Linked DNA regions of Homo sapiens: region 2 is linked to region 1. The links are chromatin loops, found by intact Hi-C in ENCODE. Cell type or tissue: OCI-LY7. All regions are shown on one strand. Links, peaks and the distances in the headings refer to the core of each region. The heading gives the core; the rest is flanking DNA.

The links. Hi-C counts contacts between places; a loop is a spot of excess contacts. Peaks named below come from ENCODE experiments on the same cell type or tissue, not always from the same donor. Only the 100,000 strongest peaks of a DNase experiment are listed, where the experiment ranks them.
Region 2: a loop joins it to region 1, with 11 times the contacts of the local background. A loop is called at or near these places in 7 of 110 quality-filtered maps.

The regions. Positions count from the first base shown.
Region 1 is chr2:234,132,963-234,138,347 of GRCh38, forward strand. No RefSeq gene overlaps it. Among named protein-coding and RNA genes, the nearest start is that of SPP2, 85 kb to the left of the region's middle. In OCI-LY7, for the core only: CTCF peaks have their summits at 2,882 (motif pointing right), 3,708 (motif pointing left) and 3,907; DNase peaks (open chromatin) are centred at 2,889 and 3,709.
Region 2 is chr2:234,404,203-234,409,587 of GRCh38, forward strand. No RefSeq gene overlaps it. Among named protein-coding and RNA genes, the nearest start is that of LINC01891, 48 kb to the right of the region's middle. In OCI-LY7, for the core only: CTCF peaks have their summits at 2,080 (motif pointing left) and 2,282; a DNase peak (open chromatin) is centred at 2,079.

The DNA.
Region 1 (5,385 bases), core at 167-5,166:
GAGCGAAATTACTGGGTTATATCACAAGTATGTACATAACTTTTTAATGAACTGCCAAACTGTTTTCAAAAGTGACTATGCCAACCCAGCTGGATTTTTAATTCCTTCCAGATATGAAGTGTGCCATGGGTCTTATTTTACGATCAGCTCCCTCACTGCCATTACTCACTCCTGCCTCCCTACAGAGCCCAAGGCCATGCGGTAGGTTTGGAGAAACTCACATTCCTACCAACCAGCTGGATTAACACACTCCCTAGAAACATGTAGCTTGTTTCCTGGGCTGAGCAAGTGTGGTCCTGTCAGAGATGTTTGTGCTCTACAAGAGCATGTGTCGAAGTAATTGATTTAGTGTCTGATGCACTCTCCCTGAAGAGTGGCTGAATTACAAGCTCTCCAAATCCAACTGATCCCTCACATGACTCGTTGGGGACCACAAGGAGGACAGTGGGGCTGGGAGGCTCATTGGGAGTGTTCACTTCTTTCTTTTGCTCCACTATGATAGGAGATTCTGCAACTTTTTTGCAGTTACATCTATTGTTAAAGAAAAAATTATTCAATGACACTTGTGAAAGCACATAAGGAGCCCTCAAGATAGGCATTGGGACCACGGCAATGGGGTTTTGCAGATGGGGAGAGATTAGGTTCAACTCTGAACATGACATATGCAAGTGGGAATTTACAGCCAAGGAGCACGGTGGGGGCAGTGGATGGAAACCACTAAGGGAAATCCTCAGGGTTAAAAGGGATTCTGGCTAAACCAACCTACCAGGATTCTAGCTGAAAACAGGCCAGGGTGATCAGACAGCACCCGGGGGGGTGGAGGATGAGAAACCTGATTAGATATCAAGGGCGATCAGGTATTGAAGGTGTAGCATTTTTGCCAACTGATTTAGTGGGTTCTCTGCTCAAACTGGGTTTTACAAGAAAGTGCTCAGATGGGCCTAGAGGTTTTAGAAGGCTGACTAGTGTTCAGTCAAGCAGAGAGTCTTTGCCACTATCGGCTTGAAAATGGTGAGACCCAAAACACAGAAACATGGCACACGTGGTGGGAGTTATGAGCTCAGAAGGCCAAAGGGAATCCTTCTGGGTGCCCCCAGGAGTCTAGACCCAGAGGACTAGAGTCTGCACCAAGAAAGCCTTTTGCTTGTGTTGCCTTTAGAGAAGAGGAGACCAGCTGGGCAGCACCGCCCCTCCTGGGTTACGTGCAGCTGAGACACTTGTATCCCGGCAGTGAGCCCCGGCCATCTTGATGGCCGATTCCTTGTTCCAGACCGGGGCCTGTTCTCTTGGGATTGTTCTTGCAGGACCCAATATGCACAGTGAAGGAAAAAGTAAGTGTGGAGGAGTGACTGCAAAACCCGCCAGGTCTGATGGGGAGCATGACCCAGAAGCTGAGCCTCAAGGCTCCCAGCACTGTTGTTTCCGGAGTTCCTCTGATGTCCCTGAGCTCCTGGCTCCCCATCTGAAAATGAGGGCGAACATTCCCCTTTCTGCCTCACAGTGTGAAGGTCAGTCACATGGTGTGTGAAAAACCCTTGTCACCTGTAAAGGGGCTCTCAGTGGAAGTGACCTGTGCATTCCTGCAGCCAGAATCAAGCCCGGCACTCCTCAAACCTGCCAGATGATAAGAACCCCTTGGACAGATGCTCACATGACCAGCCTCATCCTTGGAAATGCTCATCAGTGGTTGTGGGTTGAGGCATGGGAATCAGTGCTGAGTAAGTTCCCTAGGGTAATTCTTCTCCTCGGTGGCTGGGGAAACATGGACTATCTGATCGGGTGGTTCTCAGGCTTGTCTGCGATGACCTGGGGGAAGATAACAAAGAGAAAGACTCCATTTTTTATGTTTGACCACTGATGGCTTTCAATCCGTTATCTTTCCCTCCCGCTGGAACCACATCCAGGCAAGTTGATGAGAACATTGATGCCTTCTCCCTGGGTGCCTGAGTGCCCGTGGGGAGTTCAAATCCTGGCCTCTGTGCAGGAACCCTCAACCTGGCTGGCTCACTTTTAACCACAGTAAGAACCAATGCTACTGCCATTGCACCTACTTTATTTTCTCAAGCCCCCTGGACTGTATGGAGCCCAACTTGATCTCCCAAGAAAGTCACATTATGTGACCCTTTTCACAACCTAACAATGGAAGGGACCAGTCTGGGCAGCCTAACCAATTTTGGATGGCGGTTAATCCCACCCTCCATGGGGCACCTGCATGACAGGGGGCTTCAAAGGTCAATGCCTGGCCTGCAGAGTCAGATGTGAGCATCTGGGAGGCAGCCTGGCCATCAGTTTAAAGGTTCCTGGGTGATCCCTGGTGATTGCTGGGTGCAGTGGGGACTGAGGACGTGGGTCTCATTCTCCTCACGTCCCATCCAGTTGACTGTAGCTTTCTCTTAGCTGGCCTTGCCTCAGCCTGGTGAGAGCAAAGTCTGTGCATTTTTTGTTACCTTTCTATTCCCGGATCTTAGCTGAAATGCAGGCGCTGCTTAATTGACAGAAAGAAATGAAAAGGAATTGAATGCTTAGAAACAGTGATCGCATATCAGCCAAGTATACAACAAGAGTCAGGCCTCCCCCACTTTGACACTTTCTCCTCTCTATTGCTATTCATTTTGGGGACCTTTGGGGTAAAACTGCATGTTAAAATGTAAGGAATAAGACTCCAGCTGAGGAATAGGATTTTCACACCTAGAGTTTTTAAAAAATGCAACAGAGTCCGGTATCAAACTCTAAACAGAAACTGGATCGGGGATTCTTTAGAAGGGATTCCTAAAATGGGTGGCCCCAAGCCTAAACGACTTCAGTGGAATCTTCCAGTCTTGCATTCACCGTTACCAGCTGTTTGTAATGGGAGAGATTCAGTGACTCTTATCGGGCACTAGATGGCGATCAGGCATCAATAAGGCCCAACAACCGCCTCGGACCTGGGACCTGGGATTGGCTCCTCCAACCCTGGCCGCCACCCTGGGAAGTGGCCATTGTCATCTTGATTGTCTGTGGGAGACCAGTGAGGCTGGCGGTGGGGATTAGAACTTCACCCAAGGATCACACCCTCCTTCAACCCTTCCTGTGCAGCAGGTTTTACATTCATGTGCAGTGACCGCAGCCGAGGATGTGGGGCACAGCCCGTGAGAGAGACCAGGAGGTCAGCAGTGGTGGGAGTGTTGTGTGCAGTGCAGCCAGGGACCACGGAACGGGTCTCTGTGGCCGCTGGACCCTGCCCCACGGGCCTCAGGGAGGAAGAGCTCTTGAAGGCCGAGAAGGGGCTGTGCTCTAAGCCTGCTGCCCAGGCCTACCCTGCAGCCCCCAGGATGGTTTTCAGGATGCCTCTAATAACACCCATGTCACTCTTACCACTGGCCAAGCACCATTTTGAGCACTTTCCACAGATCAATGTATTTAATCCTCACACAAGCACAATGGGCTGGGTACTACCATCATTGTCATTCTATAGATGAGGAAACTGAGGCACAAGGAAATTACAAAGTTTGTTCAAAGTCATTTGTAGACCAAAAAAGAAAAGAAAGAAAAATTCTGAGCCCTTCAACCATCTAAATGGACCCCTCCTCTCTGCAAGGACATTCCAAAGCTAACCTGAAAAACTAGTTCAGGCCATGATGGGAGGCAGGGGTCAGAGGTCAGACATGCCTCATTATGCCCTCCTCCCTTTTGGAATTACTGATAGAACATTTACAGTGTATTCTCTCTGAAGCCTGCCACCTGGAGGTTTCACATGCATGATTAAATCTTGGTCTTCACAACCCTTTATCTTAACCCAGACATTCCTAAGTCCTCTGACAATAACTTAACTCTTTCAACCAATTGCCAGTCAGAAAATCTTTGAATCTGCTGATGATCTGGAATCCTCCTCCACTCCAAGCCCTGCAGCTTCCAGTTGACCCACCTTTCCGGACAGAACCAATGTTCATCTTACATGAATTTGATTGATGCCTATGTCTACCTAAAATGTATAAAACTAAACTGTCCCTGATCACGTTGGGCACATGTTCTCAGGATCTCCTGAGGGCTGTGTCATGGGCCATTGGTCACTCATATTTGGCTCAGAATAAATCTCTTCAAAGATTTTACAGAACTTGACTCTTTTCATCAACACATTCAACAAGTAGGTGACAGAGATGGGATTATGCTATTTTTTGAGACAGTTTCACTCTGCCACCTAGGCCGGAGTGCAGTGGCGCAATCTCGGCTCACTGCAACCCCACCTCCAGGGTTCAAACAATTCTCCTGTCTCAGCCTCCCAAGTAGCTGGGATTACAGGTGCACGCCACAAAGCCCGGCTAATTTTTGTTTTTTTTAGTAGAGATGGATTTTCCCCATGTTGGCCAGGCTGGTCTTGAACTCCTGATCTCAGGTGATCCGCCTGCCTCAGCCTCCCAAAGTGCTGAGATTACAGGCGTGAGCCACCGTGCCCAGCTGAAAAATGTTTTAGATAAATTTTGTTCAATTGAAAAAAAAAAAAACAAAAAAAACAACTTATTACCTCTTCAGACCTCCTTGAGATGAAGCAACTGACTCCCTCTCACAGGAAATTTCTATGACAGTCAACAAAAGCTGTCAAATTGCCTGCCTTTGTTCTTTGAGAAATTAGAACAGCCTCCAATGCCTGCAGGTTACATTTCCAACCAGTGACTCATTTCATTGAGATGGGTTCTTTTTCCTGCAACGATAGCAAGTTTGTTATACTAGTTGGGTCTTGGTGAGAACACTGACTAGGAACCAAAAAGAATTCCACAGCCCAGGACAATTAGGTCAAGCCATGAAAGCCCTTTAATTCTGGTAAAACCCCCTCAAAGGGGCATGTGAACGTAAGTCTTCACAGCCCTCTGGCGCCAGCACAATGGCAAAATCACTCCACCCAGAAGCACTTGGCCCCCAGCTGGGACGTTCTGGGTTCAGCCTGGCTCCTTGTCCCAAAGGTCCCTGGTTGGCACAGTGGGGCTCTGCACCATCTATCTGGTCCTCTCCAGGGATGGCAGGCATGAGGCGGCATGGGCAGCCTCCTGTGCCGGGAGACTCTGGCTTGCAAGTAGAAATTAAATTCATGTCTTTTGCTGTTGGTGTTATTTGGATACAAAATATCGTCTCTTTCAAATTAAGTTTTAAAGCATCGAATTTTAAACTACTGGCAAGATAGTGTGAAAACTACAGTGATTAGAAGGGCTTGGAACTATTCTCAGATTTTAGCTAAAATGTCACTTTCTTAGGGAAGCCTTTTGTGGCCATGCCTTCCCGATCCCTCCGTCATTCAGTCAAGACCTTCTGAAATGCCCTCCAGCACCACCGTCCTTCCTTCATCGTAACATCTTAATTAGTAATTATATACTAATATATGTGATTATTTGATGTGTGGCTGTCCCCAACTCC
Region 2 (5,385 bases), core at 138-5,137, 270 kb after region 1:
ACTTTTAAGGTGAAATTAAGTATAATGTTAGGCTTTTTTAAAGCTCTTAAAAACTCTAAATTCCATGTAACATCTCCACAAAAGCCTATTGCTTATTGACTTTTCTTTTTTTTTTTTTTGACATGAAGTCTCACTCTTGTCCCCCAGGCTGGAGTGCAATGGCATGATCTCAGCTCACTGCAACCTCTGCCTCCCAGGTTCAAGCAATTCTTCTTAGCTTCCTGAGTAGCTGGGATTACAGGTGCCTGCCACCATGCCCAGCTAATTTTTGTATTTTTAGTAGAGACGGGGTTTCACCATGTTGGCCAGGCTGGTCTTGAACTCCTGACCTCAGGTGATCTGCCCTCCTTGGCCTCCCAAAGTGCTGGGATTACAGGCGTGAGCCACCGTGCCCGGCCGCCTATTGACTTTTCATTGCATTCTACATTTGGACAGGTTTTATATTGAGTTTCACGGAGGTATGATTATAAAACTGCATCATTACTAGTGATGTCACTGCATTGCTTACTACCTTTCTCATTAAAATGATCTATTATTTGAGATTATATTAGACGAGCCTGTGTGGACCTACACTTCTATGGAAAAGGGGCTTTCTCATTTCCAGATAAATCGATTAACAAATGAACCTTCTGAAAACTTGCTTGTGTAAGGAATTCAAATTAAATTTATTCTGTGAATACCTGTCAATATTTCTAATCAACTGGCTGGCTTGAGGTGATTTCTTATAAGAAAAATAACCAGGGATCATCTTCATAATCACTATGGTAGATTGCAAGAGATGGCATCCGGATGGGGTCTTTGCTATCAGCCTGCGGATGCCCTTCAGCAGCACCTGTCCCATCGCAAGACTTCCGTGAGGCTCCAGGGCTCAGCTCCAAGGAGGGCGGGATCCTTCCTGATACTCAGGCTGAACAGCAATGGAGGCAAAGAAAAATTAAGAGCTTGACCGGAAATAGGGGAATCCCTACACAAAAGAAGGAAGTTTGAACACAATAAGAAATGAAATGAGTTCCACGGAAAGGAAACAGGAGCTCTGCTGTGTTGATATAGAGCCTAGAGAGAGAAAAAAAAAACTGCTCTGGATTTTCCCCCAACAGTAGGAGAAATCTGTGCAACCTCCAGCCAGCTGCAGGTGAGGCTAGTGCCTGTCGTCAGGCTGGGGAATGACCTGAAAGCATGGTCAGTCAGTTCAACGTGAAGCTGATATGCCAGAAGAGCGAGCACCTGGCAGGCCTGAACTTACAGCTCTAAGGTCCAGCTCCACCAAGGACACCTCCGTAAATGGAATGTATGACTCTCATCACAGCCAGACTGACAGTACTTGGAGCCAGACTGACAGTTGTCAGTTGTCAGTCCTGGCTTGACCACTCCCTAGCTCTGTTACCCGGACAAGGTGCTTTCCTTCAAAGCACTAGTTTCCTCTTTCATAGGGTGGGATACTAGAAGTGCCTACTTCATATAGAGTGTACAAAGGATGAATCACAAATGAATATAGCACTTAGTGCTGGGTAAATGTCAGCATGGTTATGATGAGGACTGCTGGTAATACACTCATTCCATTCAGTAATTAGCAGAGGGGCTGGGGCAGAAGGAAGAATAAATAAGGCATAACTCAAAGACCTTACAGTCTGGCCAAAACAAGAGTCCCCTTCCTATGATGAGTGATGGGGGGTGTGCACTCCTAGAGAGGCACCTAGAAGGAAGAGAGTAAACATTTCCATAAGGTGGGGTCACTCAACCTGGCAAATGAATTCAGAGTTTTTTCAGGTGGAGACGATAAGAGAAGCAGTGTATATGAACACTTAACTTATGACAAAGATGGCGTTCTAGAGCACTGGGAAAATGGTCATCTTTACAGTAAATTATTCCAAAACAATTGGATATTCATATAAGACAATATATTAAGCTAGGACATGATCGAAAACACAAACTTGGGCTATCTGAATCAAAGAGAAGGTGTGGTCACTCTACCTGCAACCACCTACCTATAATTTCCCTCTTAGGCATATACCCCACAGAAATGCTTGCACAGATGTTACAAGAGATGGACACAGGCATGCATGTAGCAGCATTATTCATGACCGCCACCAGCTGGCAACAACACAAATGTCCACCAACTCCACGATGGATGAATACATCGCAGCGTATCCCTACAATGGAAGACAGCACGCGCAGTCTTTATTGCCAAAGCTCTATGAGAAGTCTTTCTATCCAGTAACATGAAGTCCTCCAATGTTGTTCTTCAAGTTTGTTTTGTTATTCTTGGCACGTCCATTTTCGCAGTAATTTTAGAATCATTTTGTGAATTTCCCAAAAACTTAAGTGAAAGAACACACACAAAAAGATCATTCTGTGTATCTTCATTTATATAAATGGCCCCTCAAATAGGAAGAACTAGACTAATAATGTTTAGAGATACAAGTTCACAGAAATAACCACAAAGAAAGGTGAGGATGCTGTTGCCTTGAACGTGGGATCTAGAAGGGAGGGGAAGCAGTGACTGATGCTGGCTGCTGGCTGTGACTTTTCTCCTGACATGAAGAGAGGTTGCAAGTATTCGCTCTGCGATAGTTCACTAAGCTGTACATTTGGTTTCATGGGGTTTTTTTTTTCCTCTAAATGTGCTTTATTTGACAATAATGTTTTTAATCTGTGGATATAAAATTTAAAAGTTTTGTCCTAAAAGAGACATCATAAAGTGATAAGATGACATGTAAGACAGGGAAGATATTTGTAAAACATAAAACTGATAAATGATTATTGTGCAGAATAAATAATGAATGCCTATAAATCGATTAGCAATATACAGTCAGGGTCAAGGATGAACCACATATATGATGATAATCCCATAGGATTATAATGGAGCTGGAAAATTCCTATCACCTAGCAGTGACGCCATAGCCATCTTCACGTGGCATAAGACATCGTGGTGGTGCTGGTGTAAGCAACCTACCATGCTGCCTGTTGTATAAAAGAGTAGCACATACAATTACGTACAGTACATGGTACTGGCTTATATATTTATAACACCCTGCTTTTAATCATTATTTCAGAATGCACTCCTTCTACACACACACACACACACACATATGTGTATATATACATATATATATATATATACATATATATATATATACATATATATATATATATATATATATATATATATATATATATATATATTTAAAGTTAATTGTAAAACAGCCTCAGGCAGCTCCCTCAGGAGGTATTCCAGAAGAAGGCACTGTCATCATAGGAGATGACAGCTCTATGCATGTAATTGCCCCTGAAAACCTTCCAGTGGGACAGTTATGTGGAGGTGGAAGACAGTGATATAGATGATTCTGACCCTGTGTAGGCCTAGGCTAATGTGTGTGTTTATGTCTTAGTTTTTAATAAAAAAGTTTAAAAAGTTAAAAAAATTGAAAATTTTAAAATAGAAAAAAGCATATAGAATGAGAATATAAAGACAAAAATATTTGGTACAGCTGTACAATGTGTTTGTGTTCTAAGTTAAGTATTATTACAAGAGTCAACTTTTTAAAAATTAAAATGTTTATAAAGTAAAAAAGTTAAAGTAAGATAAATTTATTATTGAAAAAAGGTGTTTTTGTTTGTTTGTTTTTGTTTTTTCGAGACAGAGTCTCATTCTGTTGCCCAGGCTGGAGTGCAGTGGTGCAATCTCTGCTCACTACAACCTCTGCCTCTCGGGTTCAAGCAATTCTCATGCCTCAGCCACCCGAGTAGCTGGGATTACAGGCATGCGCCACCACACTCAGCTAATTTTTTTTTTTAATTTTTTCTATTTTTAGTAGAGATGGGGATTCACCATGTTGGCTAGGCTGGTCTCGAACTCCTGGCCTCAAGTGATCTGCCCGCCTCGGTCTTCCAAAGTGCTGGGATTACAGGTGTGAGCCACTGCACCCAGCCAGGAAAATGTTTTTATAAATGTAGTATAGTCTCAGTCTCAGTGTCCAATGTTTATAAACTCTTCACAGTACAGTACTGTCCTAGGCCTTCACACTCACCCACCAGTCACTCATTCACCCACTCAGAGCAACTTCCAGTCGCTCAGGCTCCATTCATGGTAAGTACCGTATCTTTTTTTTTTTTTTTTTTTTTTTTGAGACAGAGTCTTGCTCTGTCAACAGGCTGGAGTACAGTGGCATGATCTCAGCTTACTGCAAGCTCCACCTCCCAGGTTCAAGCTATTCTCCTGCCTCAGCCTCCTGAGTAGCTGGGACTACAGGGGCTCGCCACCATGCCCAGCTAATTTTTGTATTTTTATGGGGTTTCACCATGTTGGTCGGGACGGTCTCGATCTCTTGACTTCGTGATCTGCCCACCTCAGCCTCCCAAAGTGCTGGGATTACTGGTGTGAGCCACCGCACCCAGCCACCATTTTTATCTTTTATACCCTATTTCTACTGTACCTTTTCTACATACTAACCATTGCATTATAATTGCTTACAGTATTCAGTACACTAGTACAGTCACATTCTGTGCAGGTTTGAAGCCTAGGAATAATAGGCTATCCCATATAGCCTAGGTGTGGAGTATGCTAGGCCATCTAGGTTTGTGTGAGCACATGCTATGATGTTCACACAATGACAAAGTCGCCTAACAACGCATTTCTCAGAATGCATCTTGGACATTAAGCAACACATGACTGTGTATACACATACATACATACACACATGTATGTACATGGATGTACATACTGACATGAATATATACATTTGTGTACATGCATATATGCACATACCTATATATACATTCATATATATAAATTAGACAAAATCCTGGGCAGTCATCACAGAACAGGAAAGATACCTACCAAATAAATATATGAAACCATGTACAGTATTATTAAAAGTCCAAGAAATACAAATTATAATTGAGGGGAGATGCCATTTTACTCTTCCTAGACTGGCCAAATTCAAAGTTCTGGTGACAAAGGAAAACAGAGCAGCCTGGAGAAGTGGCTGATCCAGGCAGGTGAATGAGCCTGGGTATCTTGTACCAAAGGGCAAGGCGGTTAGTAAAGACCACAGTACTGGGCACAGTAGCTCATGCCTGTAATCCCCGCACTTTGGGAGGCCAAGACAGGCAGATCACTTGAGGTTAGGAGTTCGAGACCAGCCTGGCCAACATAGTGAAACCCCGTCTCTACCGAAAATACAAAAATTAGCCAGGCGTGGTCGTGGGCGCCTGTAATCTCAGCTACTTGGGAGGCTGAGGTAGGAGAATCTCTTCAACCTGGGAGGCAGAGGTTGCAGTGAGCCAAGATTGCACCACTACACTCCAGCCTGGGTGACAAAGCAAGACTCCATCTCAAAATAAAATAAAATAACACAAAATAAAAAGTAAGATAAAATAAAAACC